2 separate regions of the Homo sapiens genome follow, and region 2 is linked to region 1. Evidence: read pairs that join two places in POLR2A ChIA-PET (ENCODE). Cell type or tissue: GM12878. All regions are shown on one strand. Links, peaks and the distances in the headings refer to the core of each region. The heading gives the core; the rest is flanking DNA. Region 1 overlaps TNIK (TRAF2 and NCK interacting kinase). Region 2 overlaps TNIK (TRAF2 and NCK interacting kinase).

Region 1 (9,959 bases), core at 883-8,882:
AATCTATAGGCCAGGTTCAGGCTAAACTATATAGTATGACTCTCCTTCTTTCTACACTGAGGTATAGAAGCAGCATAGGGTTGGGGTGGAGACAGACCTAGTACAAATCTAAGCCTCTTGTTTATGAGCTATTTAACTTCATGTAAGTTATTTGAGCCCCCTGAGCTTTAAGAATTAGATGCTTTCTAAATGTCAAGCACTATAGTAGTAATAAGCACACACGTTTCCTTTCCTTAGGATGGTTACTGTCCCATGGGAAAGGTAGACACATGGGCACAATTTCAATATATTCTCAAGTTCCAAGAAGCATACTCAAAGTGCCATGGAATAGGAACACGCTGCCTAGCAGCTCACTCCTTTTGGGCACACATTTGTCTGATACAACTACGTGCTAGGACCTGGATACCAATGTGAACAGAAAAACACAATCCTAACCCCTCTATTGTCTTATAACCTAAATAACAAAGTGATGACTGTAAACTAGAAAGTCTGGGGCCTAACTTATAGGGTTCGTAAGGGTGAAAAGAGCTTTCTTTCCCTTTCTTGTCATCTTCATTCTGTTCACTCACGCTCTGTCCAGATTCCCAGTCTCCCATTTGCCTAAGCGGGCAAAGAGGTAGTTGTTTCTCTTGGTTAACAGTTCTATATAATGAATCCCTTTACAGATGAGTGACTGAATACTTCTTCCTAAGAATAGTTGCATTATTACCGAAGACTTTTGGTGGCACCAAGACCATAGTACATGTCTCTCCATTTGGCAGCATTTCAGCCATTGAGCAGTCCTCCATGGATAGCTGGAGTGTCTCTCCCACATCCCACTATCATGGTGCTTGGCTGCTATCCAGATGCCTGTGATGAGTGATGGAGTCCCTGGTGCTTCCTGGAGAGAACAACAAATGGTAGTCTTGCACCACCTTGATTGTTAATATACTTGGTCTGTGGACTTCCCATGCTCAAACCTAAACCAAAGAACCTGGCCTGACCCGGAACAACTGCTTTGTTACAGGTGAAAGTCCTTGTTATTACTTTGGTAGTTAATCATCTTCCCCTGGGCCTTAAACTCCAGGTCATTCTCTGGAGAAGAAATTTAGGACCTGTGATATTATCCTATTTAAGTACTTTTCAGATACGATCTTTTAATTATAAAAGATATATAATTATATATTTTATATGATATATATCATATAATTATATATTTTATATGATATATATCATATAATTATATATTTTATATGATATATATCATATAATTATATATTTTATATGATATATATCATATAATTGTGTAATTATAAAATGTAATCGCTTGTATATAGTTCTTAGTTCCTTAGGCAAATCAAGTAAATAGTAGTTGCATGGGTAAATATAAAATACGCAAATACTCCTTATAGTAATATAAGAACTATCATTCAGGCAGGAGGACACAAAAGATCAATGTATGAACCATTCCTATATATTTTTTCCTTTTGAAGCACAGGTAGGAGCAAATCATTTCCCTTCTCCACAAAGCTCAGTGGCTTCTTACTGCACTCAGAATAGCCTAGTTTATAGGCCTCTGTGAGCTGCCTTTCTTCCCCTTTTCATCCAAAGTGTTTTTAAATCCCTTTAGATACTCTTTGCTCCAGCTTGCCTGGGCTATTAACTGTTCTCCCGAAGACCATACTTTATGTCTGCAGGCCTTTGCTCATACTGTTTGGTCAGCAGGGAATAAATTTTACTCCTTATTCATTTATAAAATCCTACCGATCCTCCAAGGCTGAGCTCAAATGCCTCCTCTTTCATGAAACCTTCTATATCCCTACTAATCAGAATCAATTATTTCTTTCTCTCTATTCCTCCTTGTTGGCCTATTGTGTGTACCTTTATTGCCTGTATAGGCTTTTCTCATTTCTGCTTGTATCTAGGTAATTCACTCATCTATCCATACATTCATTCAACGATTATTTCTTGAAAGCTTTATCTTGTACTGTGCAAGAAGATGGGAATGTAATGGGAAGCAGAAAATGGATGCTGCCTGTGCTCTGGGAGCTTACAGTCTTCTGGCAGAGATGGGTGATAAGGTGATAAGCACCAAACCCACAAAGCTAAAACTGCAGCTATGGGAAGAGCGGGGAAGACAGATTTATGGGTCTCTGTCTCTAGGCTGTAAACTCCTTGACGCCAGTGAGAGCCTCTTTCTTGGTTAAGAAGGCAGTAGTATAAAACAACTGTGAAATGCCCTGTGTCATGAGTTTGTATCTCCCCGAATATATGAGGAAGTCCTAATACCCAGTACCTGTGAATATGACTTTATTTGGAAATAGGGTCTCTGCAGATGTAATGAAGTTAAGATGGGATCATACTTGATTAGAGTAGGTCCTAATCCAGTTTGACTGGTGTTCAATAAGAAGAGGAGAAAAGACAGACACAGACACAGTGGGGAATGCCACGTGAAGATGGGAGCAGAGATGGGAGGGATGAGTTTGTAAGCCAGGGAATGTCAAGAAATGTTGGTAACCACAAGAAGTTAGGAAGGAGGCATGGAACTGTTTCTTCTTCAGAACTTCCAGAAAGAACCAACTCCCAATGACACCTTGACACCTGGATTTCAGACTCCTCACTTCCAGAACTGTGAGAGAATGCATTTCTGTTATTTTAGGCCGCCCAGTTTGTGGTAGTTTATTATGGCAGCTCCGGGCAACTAATACACCCTTCTGGAGAGAAGTTCATGAGAACTAATTTAATGCACAACACCATGGTGCACTAATGTGTGGGTCAATGATTGAATTTGGATGAAAGAATGAATAGAGTATTGTGTTTGCTCTCTTCAGTGGTAAGAGATCAGGGTGAGTTCAGGATATTTGTTCCATTTCAGTTGTCTATTAACAGGAAAAAATGTGGATTCACAGTTCACGTCATCATCAGTTGAGAAGGCTGGCTGAATAATGGCCCGTGTGGTTGTCTTTAGAAATAAAGCTGTGTTTTTGTCACTGTGGCCAAGGGGGATATAAATAAGCTAGTCACTAAATGTTAAAATGGTGGCAACTCTTCCCTTTCTGCTTTCAAAGCAGAATCTTAGTCCTCACATCTCCTACCCCTGCTTCCTCAGGCAATTCGTGTTTTTCCCTCTGGTTGAAAGGCTCACTTCAGGATAAAGCAGGAGGGGGGGTTTGTGGTTGTTGTTACTAATGACTTTTAGATCTTGTGTTGCATTTTATATTTTCAGAACATTTTACAGTTGTTGATTGAGTTCCCTAGCACTCAGGAATTTGTGATATTAAAATGCTTTTTGTTTGCAAAGGACAAAGATGTTCAGTGATACTTGAAAGCTACACTAATCAGATATTCATGAGTATGGGGTGCGGCCTGACCTCCCTTCTGCCTCCTGAATCCTTCTCCTCACTCTAGATTCAGGACAGTGCCACCTCTATAAATGATCCCCTCAAGCCTCATAACTCTCTATCGTTTTATTGTGTTTTATTATTTATTTATTTATTGTTTGTGTGGGTTTTCCCTAGTAGATTATGAGGTTTTGGAGGACAGGTAACCACACTCACCCAGCAGGCATGCAGGAACTATCTCTTGAATGAACAAGCGAATTAATGAGTGAATGAAATTACTAGAACTGACTTAGGCCAGGAATTTCTCATCTTTTAGCAGCTACTTCCCATTTTATACATCCAAGATCATATCCGTGAAACCACAGTGAGTCTTTAGACAAATTACAGAGAGGCAGAAATGGGATGGCAACATCAACTTGGAGAACCTCTGGATCAGCCATAGGCTCTACATGGATCTTCTGGTCTCGCTGTCATGGAGGATTGAGTCATATTTTCAAGGCTGTCCTCTTGAGACCACTGCTCAGAGGTGCCAGTCAAAGGTCTCAGGGTCATAGGCAGAGGGGGAAGGCCAGATAGGCCACTGTGGCTCTGAGTATAGAGGGATAAGGCTAAAGTAGAGGTTCTCATAATCCAGAAATCGTCTCTGATGCTGGAAGTCTTCAGCTGCACTAAGAGATGTGGTTGTAAAGGGACTCCAGCAACAGAAAGCATAGCCATCCTCACCTCTTGAGAATGAGCTTTGTTTTGCTTATGTTATTTTACTTTTCATCTATATATCTGCGTGCTTATGAACATCCTGTAATATGGCACCAAGTATTAAACATTTATGGAGCAACTGAAATATTCAGGATAGAATGTTTAAATTAGCGCTGGTCTCTGCCTTCCTTCCTGCCTGTGTGTTTCTCTGTTTTGTACCCTAGCCCATTCCGGCAACGACTATAGAGCATCACACTTATCAGATGATGTCATACCGTGCCCGGATGAAAGCTAGTTCTCAAGGCACTCAGATCATGGCACAAAACAAAGAGGAAAGATGTGTCTTTAAGTCATTCATTTAGCACTATAACTGCATTTTCAGAGGGAACTTCTATCCATGTTTATTCTCAAGATTGAAGGACTCAGTGCAGCTCTCGTGGTGACAGATTGGCTCTTCTTGTGTGTTTTTTCTCTTGCTGTTTAGACGTAAGGACCCCTTTTCTCCCACCTCAACATGGCTACATGTTTGTTATTTCATGATAATTTTTAAAAAAATCATAAGTGAACCTTCACACTGTTAGAATTATTTAATTGTAAGTGAATATCTTATTAGAATTATTTTTACCTGCAAGACTACTCTTTTATGTAACAACTGTCTAATGACAAAAGTGGTAATTATATACTTTGCTACCTACAAATGATAGGAAAACAGAGTAAGCTATTTCTGGGGCCCTCTCTGCCACTCATTCTGTGAGGCCTCCATCACATCACCTGACCCCTCACATCCACAGCTTTCCTAATCTTTAACATGAACAGGTTGAAGTTGAGGATCCCTAATTTCCCTTCCAGATCCACTGTTCTGTGATTCTAGGTATGTGTAACCCAGCTATTTAAAAAAAAAGAAAGAAAGAAAGAAAGAAAGAAAGAAAGCTAAATGTTGGTAGAGAGTATCACAAAAAAATAACAAAGATACACTTTAAAAAATTGGTCAAGCTGCAATCCTTAGAGGCAATATTCCTGGTTTTGAGTTTATAAACTACCTGCTGGTAAAATCTCTTCAGTAGTTTCTACACATTTGCATTCTTCCTTCGTTTTCAAAACACTGTCTCGGTGACTGCAAAGTGATTCCCCTGATGTATAATCTCTTATTCGGCGTAGCACCCTGGGAGGATGCGAGATCCACGTGGAGAAGTTAAGCACACACAGATCTGCAAGGTCAGAAGTACATTAAATGGCACGCTGTGGTCCAAGACTTTCATCTTTAAGCATCAGTAATTGCCATGAATACTCAAGGAGGTGCCCTGTGTGAGAGCTGCTGGATTTGAGCCATAAGCCATAGTTCAGGAATATGAATCTTGTGAAAGCCAAAGTAGTAATATTGTCAGAGACACACAGGTAAGGCCATGAATGAATAAACTGGACATCGTGACATTCCAGCTGAAAAAAGAGCAATTTATTAAGTTTCAGCACCATAGATGAAGGAAACTGGTAAATTTACTGGATGTATTTTAGGAACTTAAAAATTGATGATGAAACAGGAAAGAGACCCCAGCTAAAAGAAAACTTCTGGCACAAACAATTCAAAGCACCCAGTTAAATAGATCTTCTGACCCATTGGATACCCACCAAGAACAAGGCAATTTGGGCACATCCAAAGTGGTTTGTGTGGGTAGTCGTTAAAACCTGAGTATTACTTCAATTATCTGAGACCTAACGGAGGGCAGTTATTCTAAATAGTCAGGCTACCACCCTCTAGATGCAACTGTTTTTTTTAAGTTTGAAAACGGAAATATTTAAAATAATATACTACATATAGTTACATAGAACTATTTTCATATAAAAATAATATTTTTCTGATAATTTTGGAAGAATTAGAAAAACACAGAGCTCGCAAATGGATCATCTCACTATCCAGAGATAACTTTTATTAATCTTTTGATGTATTTCCTTCCAGTCCCCCCATATTTTAAACTTATTATATATTCATTTGTGGACATATTTTTAAAATCAGATATGCCAGTCTAGCCCTTTTTTTTTTTTTTTTTTTTTTTTTTTTAATCTGGAGCTGCCGTTAGGGACAGCTGAGGAAGTGCAGAGCAATGCCACAAAATGTCTCCCCTCCCTTTTTTTCTCCACAGCCCAGATGGCTAAGATTTGTGGTGGGTGGGCAGGCGCACCCGCCCCCAACCCCCGAAGTCACATGTACTCTTGGTGGCTTTGGCACTTCCTGACCTTGCGTGTATGTTTGCTGCTGGAATCCTTCACACTCTTGCCAATGCGGCTATAAAAATCTAGGTGGCTGAGTTTTTGCTTATCTGAATTACAGGAAAGTTGATGATGAAAGAGGGAAATATTAATGATGGGTTTTGTTCTCTAAATTCCTTTGTAAAGAAAGGATGTGATTTGTTCTATTCTTCCACTCACATAACTTGTTAAAATAATGGGAAAGCCAGGAAAAAAGTGTTTGGAGAATGATGGTGAATACTTTTGGGTTAGTTGGGCTCAGGTGACATGCTTGTTTTCTGGGGGAAGGTTCTCAATACTAAGAGATTACTTCCAGGTGGCAACCCAATGTAGAAAAATCAGCGTGTGCTCTGGAATCAGACAAACCCAGATCTGAATTCTGGTTTTTCTTCCCTCTTTTGTGTCATCTTAAGCAAGTTACTTAGTTTCCGTGAGCATCAGTTTCTTCATCTATGTACTACAAGTGATGGATGCATACTTCTCAAATGTTTAGGGAGCTTAAATGGAAATATACTTGGAGTTCCTAGCACACAGTAGGTGCTTACTCGTGAGCTTGTTCCTTCTGCATTTCCCAGCTGTTTCTGGAAAGTGTGCTGTCATCAGCAAGTGAGTGAATAATAATTGTATGCTAATATTTACCCACACAAATACTTCGCGCAAAACTATTCGTATAATGTTAATCAGTGAAAAAGGTTCTCATCATGTATTATGAGTTGAATTTTCTTTCCCGTCTATTAACAAACTTTGAATGGGAAAGCTACTGAATTGAATTTTTTTTCTCTCTCTCTCTCTGCTATACTGTGGGGACATGCTTTTATATTTGCAAATAAAGCTCACATATATCTTTTTATTACATTCTCACCATCCCACCAGAATTTTAATGAGTAGGAGCGGTGAGTGGAGATTGAGATTCAGGGGCCACTTGTGTTTGAGCTGACAAGATATACACATTTGGGGAAACAGAACATGATCTGAATTAACTGGGAAGCACATGTTTCATAAGTGCTTGATATATTCCTGAAAGAAAATTAAAAAGTAAATATTTTTGCTTGTTGCAGCCATTCTAAAGAGTGTGCTATCAGCTTTCTTTTTGTTTGTTTGTTTGTTTTTTAACTCTGCTTATCAACATGTAAGGTGAGGGACTAGTAGACTTTGTATTATAATGCTTGAAAAGAAAAGCTTTATTTAAATATCAAATATGAACATGTAACAAGAGATTGCTTAACAACTGTGTAGAATAGGAAAAAGAATTGGAAAATTTTCATACAAAAAGTAAAAGAAATTGAGGGGAGGGAAACAAATGAATCCAAACTCTTATTTTCTTTTCTCTGTTAACTTTCAGGAAGGCCAAAATGAGATTTAATGTACTGTATGAAGTATCTTGTAGCTTTGCTGTTTTGTTCATTTGCTTACCCTTTTATCTCTCTTAAATTTTAATTTCTAAATCTATAGCCCTACATTCATTAATTGATTTGGTTATCAAACATCTTTTCTGTGCTAGTTTTAGGAGAAAGAAAAATTTCCCCTAAAATTGTAAATTTTGATTTACAATTGTGACTGTAAATCTCATAATCTTGGTGGGTTGCAATCCTGTAAACAAAAATGATGGCTCAGCAGCTCTATAAGAGGCTGCATTAGATTCAGTATGAGCCCAGTCCCACTGTTTGTGGAGGGAGAAGATGCAGTCCAGACAAGTCCATAGCTTCAACTGTGAGTCATATAGTTTGCCAGGCAGAGAGCTATGGGAGGTATTACCAAAGAGGCAGTAGCATGTGTCTTTTATCATGGATCATTTCAATTTTTTAAAAAAGTAGGTATGTTATAAATAATAATGAAAAATGAGTAAAGAAGTAAAGGTGGTAACTAACATGGGAAGAAGTTAAGTAATAGGTAAGGAAGTGTGTGATTAAGAGCTCCAGTGAGTGGCTGTGATGATGGGATTTCAGAAAAAGGATTTCTTTGCAAAAGCAGAGAGGAAGAATAGCAGATGGTGAATGAGATAAAGTTTTTCTCCCCAAGAGGACAACTAGGAAGCAAAAATCCAGAGAAAGGAAAAGTCTGGGCTACTGGTGAAAGCTGGACTTCAAGAAAAATAGTTTAAGGATGTTTAAGTTTTTTAGTTTTTAGACACCCAGCTGCTTGTGTGACACCACATTGCAAAGTTATTATTTAGTAATATTTTGAATGAAAGGTCTCTCTTCATAAAACCCCCACCCTTTACAAACTATTAGTCTCAGAAACCCTTTACATTCTTAAAAGTTACTGAGGACTTCAAGAAGCTTTTGTTTATGTTAGTTATATCTACCAATGTTTATTGTAAGATCAGTAATTGGGAGTTTATTAAATATAATGAAGCATTTTTTTAAACTTTGATTTTGGTTCAGGGGTGCACGTGCAAGTTTGTTCTACAGATAAATTGCATGCTTCAGGGGTTTGGTGTACATATTATTTGTTCACCCAGATGGTAAGCATAGTACATGATAGATAGTTGTTTGATCCTCACCCTCCTCCCATCCTCCACTTTCCAGTAGGCCCTGTTGTCTGTTGTTCCCTTCTTTGTGTCCAGGTGTACTCAATGTTTAGCTCTCACTTATTAAGTGAGAATATACAGTATTTGGCTGTCTTTTCCTGTGTTATTTTACTTGGGATGATGACCTCCAGCTCCATCCATGTTGCTGCAAAAGACATGGTCTCATTCTTTCTCATGGATGCATAGTATTCCATGGTGTATATGTACCACATTTTTTTTTTCCAGTCTACCAATGATGGGCATTTAGGTTGATTCCATGTTTCTGTTACTGTGAATAGTGCTACAGTGATCATAACATGTGCATGTGTCTTTATGGTAGAATGATTTATATTCCTTTGGGTATATATGCTGTAATGGGATTGCTGGTTCAAAATGGTAGTTCTGTTTTTAAGTGCTTTGAGAAATCACCGAACTGCTTTCCATAGTGGCAAAATGAATTTACATTTCCACCAGCAGTGTATAAGCATTCCCTTTTCTTTACAGCCTTGTCAGCATCTGTTGTTTTTTGACTTTTTAATAACCATTCTAACTGGTGTGAGATGGTATTTCATTGTGGTTTTGGTTTGCATTTCTCTAATGATTAGTGATGTTGAGCATTTTTTCATATGCTTGTTGGATGCATGTATGTCTTCTTTTGAAAAGTGTTCATGTCCTTTGCCCACTTTTAAGTGGTGGTGTTTGTTTTTTGCTTGTTCAATTAAGCTCCCTATGGAGTCTGGATATTAGGCCTTTGTGAGATGCATAGTTTGCAAATATTTTGTCCCATTCCATAAGTTGTTTGCTTTCTTGAAAGTTTCTTCTGCTGTGCAGAAGCTCTTTGATTTAATTAGGTCCTATTTGTTAATTTTTGGTTTTGTTTGAATTGCTTTTGGCATCTTTGTCATAAAATCTTTGCCAGGGCCTATGTCTAGAATGGTATTTCCTGGGTTTTCTTCAAGGATTTTTATAGTTTTAAGTTTTACATTGAAATTTTTGATGCATTTTTGAGTTGATTTTTGTGTGTGGTGTAAGGAAGGGGTGCAGGATGGCTAACCAGTTATCTCAGCACCATTTATTGTATAGGGAATCCTTTCCCCATTGCTTGTTTTTGTCAGCTTCGTCAAAGATCAGGTGGTTGTAGGCGTGTGTCTTTATTTCTGGGTTCTCTGTTCTGTTTCATTCATCTATAT
Region 2 (9,959 bases), core at 920-8,919, 110 kb before region 1:
TGATCACAGCCATCACATGTAAATCAGGATGTTAGATCTCCCACCATGGAGAGAATTTGAGGAAGGAGGTAATAATGGGCAGTGCCAAATGCTGCAGCACAGAATTGCAGCTACTGGCCTGGATGACTAGAGTATGCTGGTTGCCCTGCGGGAGTGCTCTTTGGAAGCAGAGTTATCTGTAGTGGAATGGGGTGGGGGTGGGGGCGGAGCCCTTGAGAAAGTGAAGACCCTGGATTCAGAGCAATTGTTCAAGAAATTTAGTGTCGAGCATTAAGAGAGATTAGGACAGCAGAAAGCTAACATGCTTTCTTTTCTTAAAGTGAGGAAGACCTTTGGTCGGTTGACCACAGGGGGCAGGAAGCAGTGGTGGGGGAGAGATAAAGCTATGACCCTGCAGTCTTGCTTATCTCAATACAGAGCTGCTCCATTTTTCTGGTTTCTGGGGGCCTAGTCCTTGGGAGTAACTTTGACTCCTCTCTTTCTCTGCACTGATCATTAGATCCATCAGAAAACCTTTTTGGTATTTTATCTTCTTGAAAAATATAGCCATAATCCAACTACTTCTCACATCTATGCAACTATCAACTTTCTCCTGAATTATTGAAAGTCTCCGAACTCATCTCCCTTCTCCTTCCTTGACCTTGAGTCTGTTCTCATCCAGTGTCTAAAGTGATCCTAATAAAGCTTAAGTTGGATAATGCCACTGCACAAAATCCACCAGGGTCCCCCTCTCTTTTATTATTCACTAGAGTAAGTATTGAATTCCTTGCAGTAACCTACAAGGCCCTGCCAAACCTGACCTGCTCCCCCAGCCCCCAGCACCAAACACACACCCTCCTCATTCCTCAAGCTCAAGCCCTCCAGGAGACTGCAGCGTCCTCTCACGTAGGAGTGCTCTTCTCCAAATACCTGCTTGGTCTTTCTCCTCTTTTGGGTCTTTGTTCACATGTCATCTTTTAAGTGAGACCTCCCAGGACACTCTTTTATAAGTTGTAACTCCATGGCGCTTATCACCTGACTTAAGTATTTTATTCCTGTCCCTGCCCACTAGGCTGTAAACTTCACAAGGGTGAGCCATCTTTCCCTTGATTTTGTTCGTTGTTATAGTACCAGTGGCTAAAACGCCTTTTAGAAAGGTAGCACTAAGTGAATTTTTAACTAATGCGAGAGAAAGCAGGCATAGCCATTGAGGGAGACAAGGCTTAGAGGGTAATAATAATAGCACTTTTGTTATGCACCCTGCTCTGTGGCAGGTGCTTTAATATGTTGTTGTATTTAAATCTTATAACTGCCTTGCACGGTGGGCATTATACTCCATTTTACAGCTGAGGAAACTGAGCATTGGGCACATGGTTAATAAGCGTATAAGCTAGTAGATTACAGAGGCAATCTAATATGCCTAAGAAAAGGGGATCAAAGGCAGAGGATTTAATCTTAGAAGTTAGGAAGGATTTTTCTCAAATAGGAAGAAAGGAAGAGAAGAAACATAAGAGCTGAGATGGAAAGGAGAATGTGCGAGGAAATCTTTTTTCTGATGACCTTGATTTTTCTTAGTAAAGAAGGAAGCCAGCTTTTCTGCTGAGATGGAGAGGAGCTGACTGGGGATTTCAGGAGGGCAGGAAAGGTATGAAGTAGACCTATCTGGGCAGTCTGATGAAGATATAGATTAACAGTGGGATTCCTGAGATGTGTTTACGGCCCAGCTAGAATAATACATCAACTAACAAAAGGATGTTAGCAATAGATGGTGTCTTTGTGATCAATTAATCCAGCTCCCAAATTTTATGCTTTATCATTCTGTATCCCTTTCGTCTGTGATCTACCAAGACCCTGGGCACTTCCACTTATCTTGGACGATCTTACATCTGTTTTCCATTTGCTCATTGGTTTGTTTATGATCATTTTTTAGTGGTATTTGTCCAGGTAGGCAGCCATTCAACACCTGAATCTCGCTCTTCATTGACCTCTCCAACTCCAGCGACCTTAACCTCTCCTTTCCTCTGTCACCTTTGCCTAAGGCTGGACTTCAGGAGACTGTGGCCTTACCGGGAAAGTAAAGACGGGTTGACAGTGGCAGAGTGTGGTGAGAAGGGGCTAAAGGACAGGTGCCCAGGAGTGGAGAAGCCCTGGAGACTCTGGAGAGGATGGGGCTCCAGTTCAAAAAGGAGGGAGGTTGAAGCAAGGTAGACCTGAATAAAACTCATTCCTGTTTAAAATAATTTTGTATACATTCCAAGATGATTTTATATATATATATTTATTATACTTTAAGTTCTAGGGTACATGTGCACAACGTGCAGGTTTGTTACATATGTATACATGTGCCATGTTGGTGTGCTGCACCCATTAACTCGTCATTTACATTAGGTATATCTCCTAATGCTATCCCTCCCCCCTCCCCCCACCCCACAACAGGCCCCAGTGTGTGATGTTCCCCTTCCTGTGTCCGAGTGTTCTCATTGTTCAATTCCCACCTATGAGTGAGAACATGCGGTGTTTGGTTTTTTGTCCTTGCGATAGTTTGCTGAGAATGATGGTGTCCAGCTTCATCCATGTCCCTGCAAAGGACATGAACTCATCATTTTTTATGGCTGCATTGTATTCCATGGTGTATATGTGCCACATTTTCTTAATCCAGTCTATCATTGTTGGACATTTGGGTTGGTTCCAAGTCTTTGCTATTGTGAGTAGTGCTGCAGTAAACATATGTGTGCATGTGTCTTTATAGCAGCATGATTTATATTCCTTTGGGTATATACCCAGTAATGGGATGGCTGGGTCAAACGGTATTTCTCATTCTAGGTCCCTGAGAAATCGCCACACTGACGTCCACAATGGTTGAACTAGTTTACAGTCCCACCAACAGTGTAAAAGTGTTCCTATTTCTCCACATGCTCTCCAGCGCTGTCCAAGATTATTTTGATGTTTAAAAAGAATGCATTTTTACATGCATGGTGCTGTCATTTCTTCCTTTTTTTTTTTTTTTTTGACAGAGTCTCACTCTGTCACCCAGGCTGTAGTACAGTGGCGTGATCTCCCCTCACTGCAATTTCTACTTCCCGGGTTCAAGGGATTCTCCTGCCTCAGTCTCCCGAATAGCTGGAATTACAGGTGTCTGCCACCATGCCTGGCTAACTTTTCTGTATTTTTAGTAGGAACAGGGTTTCACCATGTTGGCCAGGCTGGTTTTGAACCCCTGACCTCAAGTGATCCACCCTCCTCAGCCTCCCAAAGTGCTGGGATTACAGGCGTGAGCCACCATGCCCAGCTCTTCCCTTTTTTTGGACAAATAGAATCCACATTGTTCATAGTAAAATATTTTTAAAATGTGGAGGAAAAAATTATTGTGGGGATATTTGCTTCACAGAGTTAAACGTAAATACTCTGCAGGAATGGGTAATAAATATAGCATGGTAAATAAATCTGTAGATAGTCTATCTAATTATGTATACTTTTCTGTATATTTAGCCATAGGGGTGTTAAAAAGTTGGCATTTGTGTTGCTGTGAACTAATGTTACTATTTATAACATTACTAATGTTTAGCTGAGAAGAATTGTTAGTTTGTACACCAGTCTTTCAGTATTTGGCAGCTGGCTTAAATTGTGGCTTTTGATATTTGGACATGTATATTAAAAACAAGTATTAATTTCATTTCTTTGCTCCAAAACACGCAAATTAATCATGCATAAATTGAATGGGAGTGCATATAAATGCAACATACCAGTTTATGCGAACTCAGAATTTTAATGTAAAGAGTTCGGTTTTAAATGATTTGGGTGATTGTAGTCATTCCCTCTATTTAGTAACATGTGCCCAGTTTTTTTTTTTTATTATGCTTTAAGTTTTAGGGTACATGTGCACAACGTGCAGGTTTGTTACATATATATACATGTGCCATGTTGGTGTGCTGCACCCATTAACTTGTCATTTAACATTAGGTGTATCTCCTAATGCTATCCCTCCCCCCTCCCCCCACCCCACAACAGTCCCCAGTGTGTGATGTTCCCCTTCCTGTGTCCATGTGTTCTCATTGTTCAATTCCCACCTATGAGTGATAACATGCGGTGTTTGGTTTTTTGTCCTTGCGATAGTTTGCTGAGAATGATGGTTTCCAGCTTCATCCATGTTCCTACAAAGGACATGAACTCATCATTTTTTATGGCTGCATTGTATTCCATGGTGTATATGTGCAACATTTTCTCAATCCAGTCTATCACTGTTGGACATTTGGGTTCATTCCAAGCCTTTGCTATTGTGAATAGTGCCGCAATAAACATCCGTGTGCATGTGTCTTTATAACAGCATGTTTTATACTCCTTTGGGTATATACCCAGTAATGGGATGGCTGGGTCAAATGGTATTTCTAGTTCTAGATCCCTGAGGAATTGCCACACCGACTTCCACCATGGTTGAACTAGTTTATAGTCCCACCAACAGTGTAAAAGTGTTCCTATTTCTCCACATCCTCTCCAGCACCTGTTGTTTCCTGACTTTTTAATGATCGCCTTTCTAACTGGTGTCAGATGGTATCTCATTTTGGTTTTGATTTGCATTTCTCTGATGGCAAGTGATGATGAGCATTTTTTCATGTGTCTTTTGGCTGCATAAATGTCTTCTTTTGAGAAGTTTCTGTTCATATCCTTCACCCACTTGTTGATGGGGTTGTTTGTTTTTTCTTGTAAATTTGTTTGAGTTCATTATAGATTCTGGATATTAGCCCTTTGTCAGATGAGTAGATTGCAAAAATTTTCTCCCATTCTATAGGTTGCCTGTTCACTCTGATGGTAGTTTCTTTTGCTGTGCAGAAGCTCTTTAGTTTAATTAGATCCCATTTGTCAATTTTGGCTTTTGTTGCCATTGCTTTGGGTGTTTTAGACATGAAGTCCTTGTCCATGCCTATGTCCTGAATGGTATTGCCTAGGTTTTATTCTAGGGTTTTTATGGTTTTCGGTCTAACATTTAAGTCTTTAATCCATCTTGAATTAATTTTTGTATAAGGTGTAAGGAAGGGGTCCAGTTTCAGCTTTCTACATATGGTTAGCCAGTTTTCCCAGCGCCATTTATTAAATAGGGAATCCTTTCCCCATTTCTTGTTTTTGTCAGGTTTGTCAAAGATCAGATAGTCATAGATATGTGGCATTATTTCTGAGGGCTCTGTTCTGTTCCATTGGTCTGTATCTCTGTTTCGGTACCAGTACCATGCTGTTTTGGTTACTGTAGCCTTATAGTATAGTTTGAAGTCAGGTAGTGTGATGCCTCCAGCTTTGTTCTTTTGGCTTAGGGTTGACTTGGCAATGCGGGCTCTTTTTTGGTTCCATGTGAACTTTAAAGTAGTTTTTTCCAATTCTGTGAAGAAAGTCATTGGTAGCTTGATGGGGATGGCATTGAATCTATAAATTACCTTGGGCAGTATGGCCATTTTCACGATATTGATTCTTCCTACCCATGAGCATGAAATGTTCTTCCATTTGTTTGTATCCTCTTTTATTTCATTGAGCAGTGGTTTGTAGTTCTCCTTGAAGAGGTCCTTCACATCCCTTGTAAGTTGGATTCCTAGGTATTTTATTCTCTTTGAAGCAATTGTGAATGGGAGTTCACTCATGATTTGGCTCTCTGTTTGTCCGTTATTGGTGTATAAGAATGCTTGTGATTTTGCACATTGATTTTGTACCCTGAGACTTTGCTGAAGTTGCTTATCAGCTTAAGGAGATTTTGGTGCCCAGATTTATATAGCTATGCAATAAATACCTATGCACATGTTGACACAATGTCACGTATTGACTCATTTGCACATTGTCTAAAATACCTGTAATTTTAGCCATGGAAGGTAGTTAAAAAAAGGGAAAGTTCAACCTGGGCTTAAAATGGCAATTAGAATCACATATTTTCACTGGAGAAGGGATGCAACAGGCTGCATAGTTCAGCTTTTTCATTTGTGCAGATGAAGATCCCAGGGTTCTGAAGATATCCATTGTTCAAAGCCACCGGGCTAGGAAGTGTTAGAGCACTAATGAGAACTCACTAATGAGAACTCCTTTGTATCAATGAAGAGAATGTTTGGTTGATTGAAAAATTTGTTTTTAACACAGTTTTATTGGACTATGAGCTCTTCAAGGGTCAAGGCTAACTTAGGGTCCCATGGTATTCATCTTTGTATCTCAGTGCATAGCACAGTTTCCAGTACATAGTAGGTATTTGCTGAATGCATGATTTCCAAAAGTAAGTTTATTTTTTCCATTTTGATAATATTTAAAAAATACATTAACAAAACAAAAAAGGCATTTTGAGAAAGTAGAGTTTAAAAAATAAAATTAATAAATTGAGTTAAAACTGAAGCTAGTGAATTGGTTTTCTTGACCATATAAATATTGTCTTTATGTTTACAGTTGGACTTACTAATTCCCAGAAATAAATGGCCATTTGTAAACAGTGTGTTTGGTTTGAATTCATATGTATAAACATGTGGTGTGTGTAAGTATGTGTAAGGGAGTTTATATTTTATTTATGTATGTCTTTTACTACTTTATTAATATATATTATATTTTACTTAACATTTCCAGAGAGTGCATTAAAATTAATGTTTCCTGAGACTTAATCTTTCCTGAGAAAGGATCTATCCAATGGTTTAGTCAAACTGACTTTACAGGATGTTCTGTAATTGGTGGACACATTGCTAGTTCCTTCTGTATTAATCATGTTATTTAATTCAGTGTCACAATAATATTATTTGTTGTCTTTATTTACAGACAAAGCACAGAAAAGTTAAGTCTCATTTACACAACTGGTCGGGCGTGGTAGGTCACACCTGTAATCTCAGCAATTTGGGAGGCCAAGGCGGGCAGATCACGAGGCCAGGAGTTTGAGACCAGCCTGGCCAACATGGTGAAACCCCGTCTCTACTAAAAATACAAAAATTATCCAGGCTTGATGTCACGCACCTGTAGTCCCAGCTACTCGGGAGGCTGAGGCAGGATAATTGCTTGAACCTAGGAGGCGGAGGTTGCAGTGAGCTGAGATTGCGCCATTGTAGTCCAGCCTGGGTGACAGAGCCAGACTTCATCTCAAAAAAAAAAAAAAAAAAAAAAAAATTACACAACTAATCAGGAGCAGAGCTAGGTCTTCTTATTCAATGTCTCTGCTTTTTATCCAGCAAACCAGCCTGGCTCCGAGGTTAGCATCTTCATATGTTATCTTATGGTTGGAGTACAGCTGGAGGTGAGAATGAACAAATTTCAGGAATATATATTTTTAAATAGCTGAGAACTACAGTGTACAACCACAGGCACCCACACCCAAAAGGGCTGGTGGTACCATGACTTCAGAAGGAAAGTATGTATCCAAGTTGGATCACAGCTCCCTTATACACAGGCCCATGAAGGGGCTATGGAAAGAGGGGCGTGAATTCTAGAGGATAAGCTGGTAGACTCTTTCCCAAGAGGACTCATTTCAGATGGGTGAATTTATCACAATGGGTCAGTTCTGCCAGTCAGGCTCAGGGACCTCACTTTGTATTTTCTGGGGTATGTGCATGTGTGTGTGTGTCTGCAGGGAGTGGAAGGCAGTTTCTACATCTTGTTTAGAACATTGTGCCAGTTTATTAAATTACAGTGAGAACTAGAACTATCAAAGGCACTTAGTTTATGTAGAACTAATATGCATTTTTTGGTCTAGGTGATAGAGAGACTTAGTTTACTGTCTAACCTGGTCTTTCATATCTTAGTGATGGAAGCAGTACAAAAGGGTAGGATTTGTACTGTAGTCCCCCTTATCTGTGGGTTCATTTTCCACAGTTTCAGTTACTCACAGTCAACCACGATCTGAAAATATTAAATGGAAAATTCCATAAATAAACAGTTCATAAGTTTTAAATTGTCCATCGTTCTGAGTAGCATGATGAAATCTCAAGCTGTCCCACTCTGTCTGCCCAGGACGTGAATCAGGCCCTTGTCTAGTGTATCCACACAATAGATGCTGCCCTCCCTTTAGTCTACTTAGTAGCTCTCTTGGTTGTCAGACCAGATTGACTGTTGCAGTCTTGCAGTGCTTGCGTTCGAGTAACCCTTATTTTATTTAATAATGGCCCCAAAGTGCAAGAGTAGTGATGCTGGCAGATTGTTATAATTGTTCTATTTTATTATTAGTTATTGCTACTAATCTCACATTGTGCTTAATTTATAAGTTAAACTTTACCATAGGTATGTAGTATAGGAAAAAAATTGTGTATATAGGGTTCAGTAGTATTCTTGGTTTCAGGCATCCACATATTCTCTACAGATAAAGGAGGAGTCTTGCACTCATAGCTATTCTGTGGTATAGCTGGGAATAGAACTCTCATGTCCTCAGCATTTGGCCCAGAGTTCTTTCCACTGGTTTTGGATTGGAACTGGGCCTCAGAAGTGCTGGAGAGGTGGGCCTACCTTGAGTGTAAAAAAACTCCTTTTTACTGCTTGCCTTCATGTACTGAGCAGTTTTATTGTTTATTCACATGGAGAGTTGGAATAGTGGTAACATTAAAGTAAACATAAACTTAAAAATCAGTTTAGGACTAGATGCTTGAATACAAACTCCTATAGGCAGGGACCAACTCTGTTTCTTCTGCATATCCCAAAAGGCTCCAGAGGCCCAGGGACAGTTGGGCCTGTCTTACCAACACTTAATGAAACATCGGTTGAAATAAAAACCCTCATAAGTCAGGCATGGCTAAGTCGATCAGTCAGCAAATATTGACTGTCAGCTCCGGGCATGAAATAGTTTGATCACTTGGACACTGGTATCTCCCTTGACTAAAGATGCTAAAAAGCCATCTTGGTTTTAGTGACATGCCTCTTCTCGAGTCACAAACATGTTCATAGAACAGCAAGCTTATAGGTAAGTGGCACTGACTCTGTTGTTGGATATTGAAAAATGAGTGCTTCCACTTCTGCAGTAGCCACTAAAAACTTGTGGTCAAATTCAGTGCCTGAGCTTTGAAATCAATTCAGTTCAAAAAACAGATGGGCTATTCTTCTGATGAAATGCTAATAATATTCAACAATGACCATTAGTTATTAAGTGCTTAGGATACTTGTCGGGCACTGTGCATTACCTCGTTTCATTTTCACACCAACTGAGAACAATTGCCATGCTCTCCCCACGTCACAGAGTAAAGGAACTGGAGGTTCAGAGACTGGCCCAAGGTTACACAGCTAATGAGTGGGAGCACTGGGATCTGAGCCCAGGACTTCCTTCAAAAGCTCTTTGTTTTTTCATCCTTAGGCAATCATCTTGAGCCTTGTCTATTTGTTTATTATTTTTTAAACAGTTTTCTTGTGATGGAGAATACAATTCACCCATTTGAAGTATTCAATTCAATGGATTTTTGTATATTCACAGAGCTGTGCAACCATCAGTACAGTCAATTTTAGAACATTTTTGTCACCTCCAAAAGAAACATCATTCCACATTTCCTTCAACTCTATCCCCATCCCAGCCCTAAACAATCACTAATCTACTTTCTGTCTTTACGGATTTTCCCATTATGGACATTTACTCTAAGTAGATTTATACAATATGTGGTGCTTTGTGACTGGCTTCTTTCACATACCATAATGTTTTCAGGTTTTGTCCACGTTGTTACATGTTATAAAATGAATGTTTGTATCCCCTGTAAATTCATATGTTGAAGCCCTAACCTTCAGTGTGACTGTATTTGGAGACGGGCCCTTTGAAGAAGTGATAATGGTTAAATAGAATCAAAAGCTTGGGCCCTAATCTGGTAGGATTAATATACTTATAAGAAGAGACACCAAAGAGCTTGCTCTCTCTCTGCCATATGGGGACACAGTGGAAAGGTGACCATTTGCAAGCCAGAAAGAGAACCCTCACCAGAAACTGACCCTGCTGGACCTCAATCTGGGATTTCTAGCTGGACCACGATCTGAGATTACTGTAAGACAGTAAAGTTCTGTAGTTTAAGCCA

The links. Peaks named below come from ENCODE experiments on the same cell type or tissue, not always from the same donor. Only the 100,000 strongest peaks of a DNase experiment are listed, where the experiment ranks them.
Region 2: POLR2A ChIA-PET joins it to region 1 with 13 read pairs; 3 of 35 experiments call an interaction of 5 or more read pairs at or near these places.

What each region holds. Positions count from the first base shown.
Region 1 is chr3:171,308,227-171,318,185 of GRCh38, reverse strand. All of the region lies in intron 2 of TNIK (TRAF2 and NCK interacting kinase), which reads left to right. Among named protein-coding and RNA genes, the nearest start is that of TNIK, 150 kb to the left of the region's middle. In GM12878, for the core only: no CTCF peak of the experiment used is centred there; no DNase peak of the experiment used is centred there; H3K27ac peaks cover 2,354 bases.
Region 2 is chr3:171,418,855-171,428,813 of GRCh38, reverse strand. The region is part of intron 1 of TNIK (TRAF2 and NCK interacting kinase); the gene reads left to right. Among named protein-coding and RNA genes, the nearest start is that of TNIK, 37 kb to the left of the region's middle. In GM12878, for the core only: no CTCF peak of the experiment used is centred there; no DNase peak of the experiment used is centred there.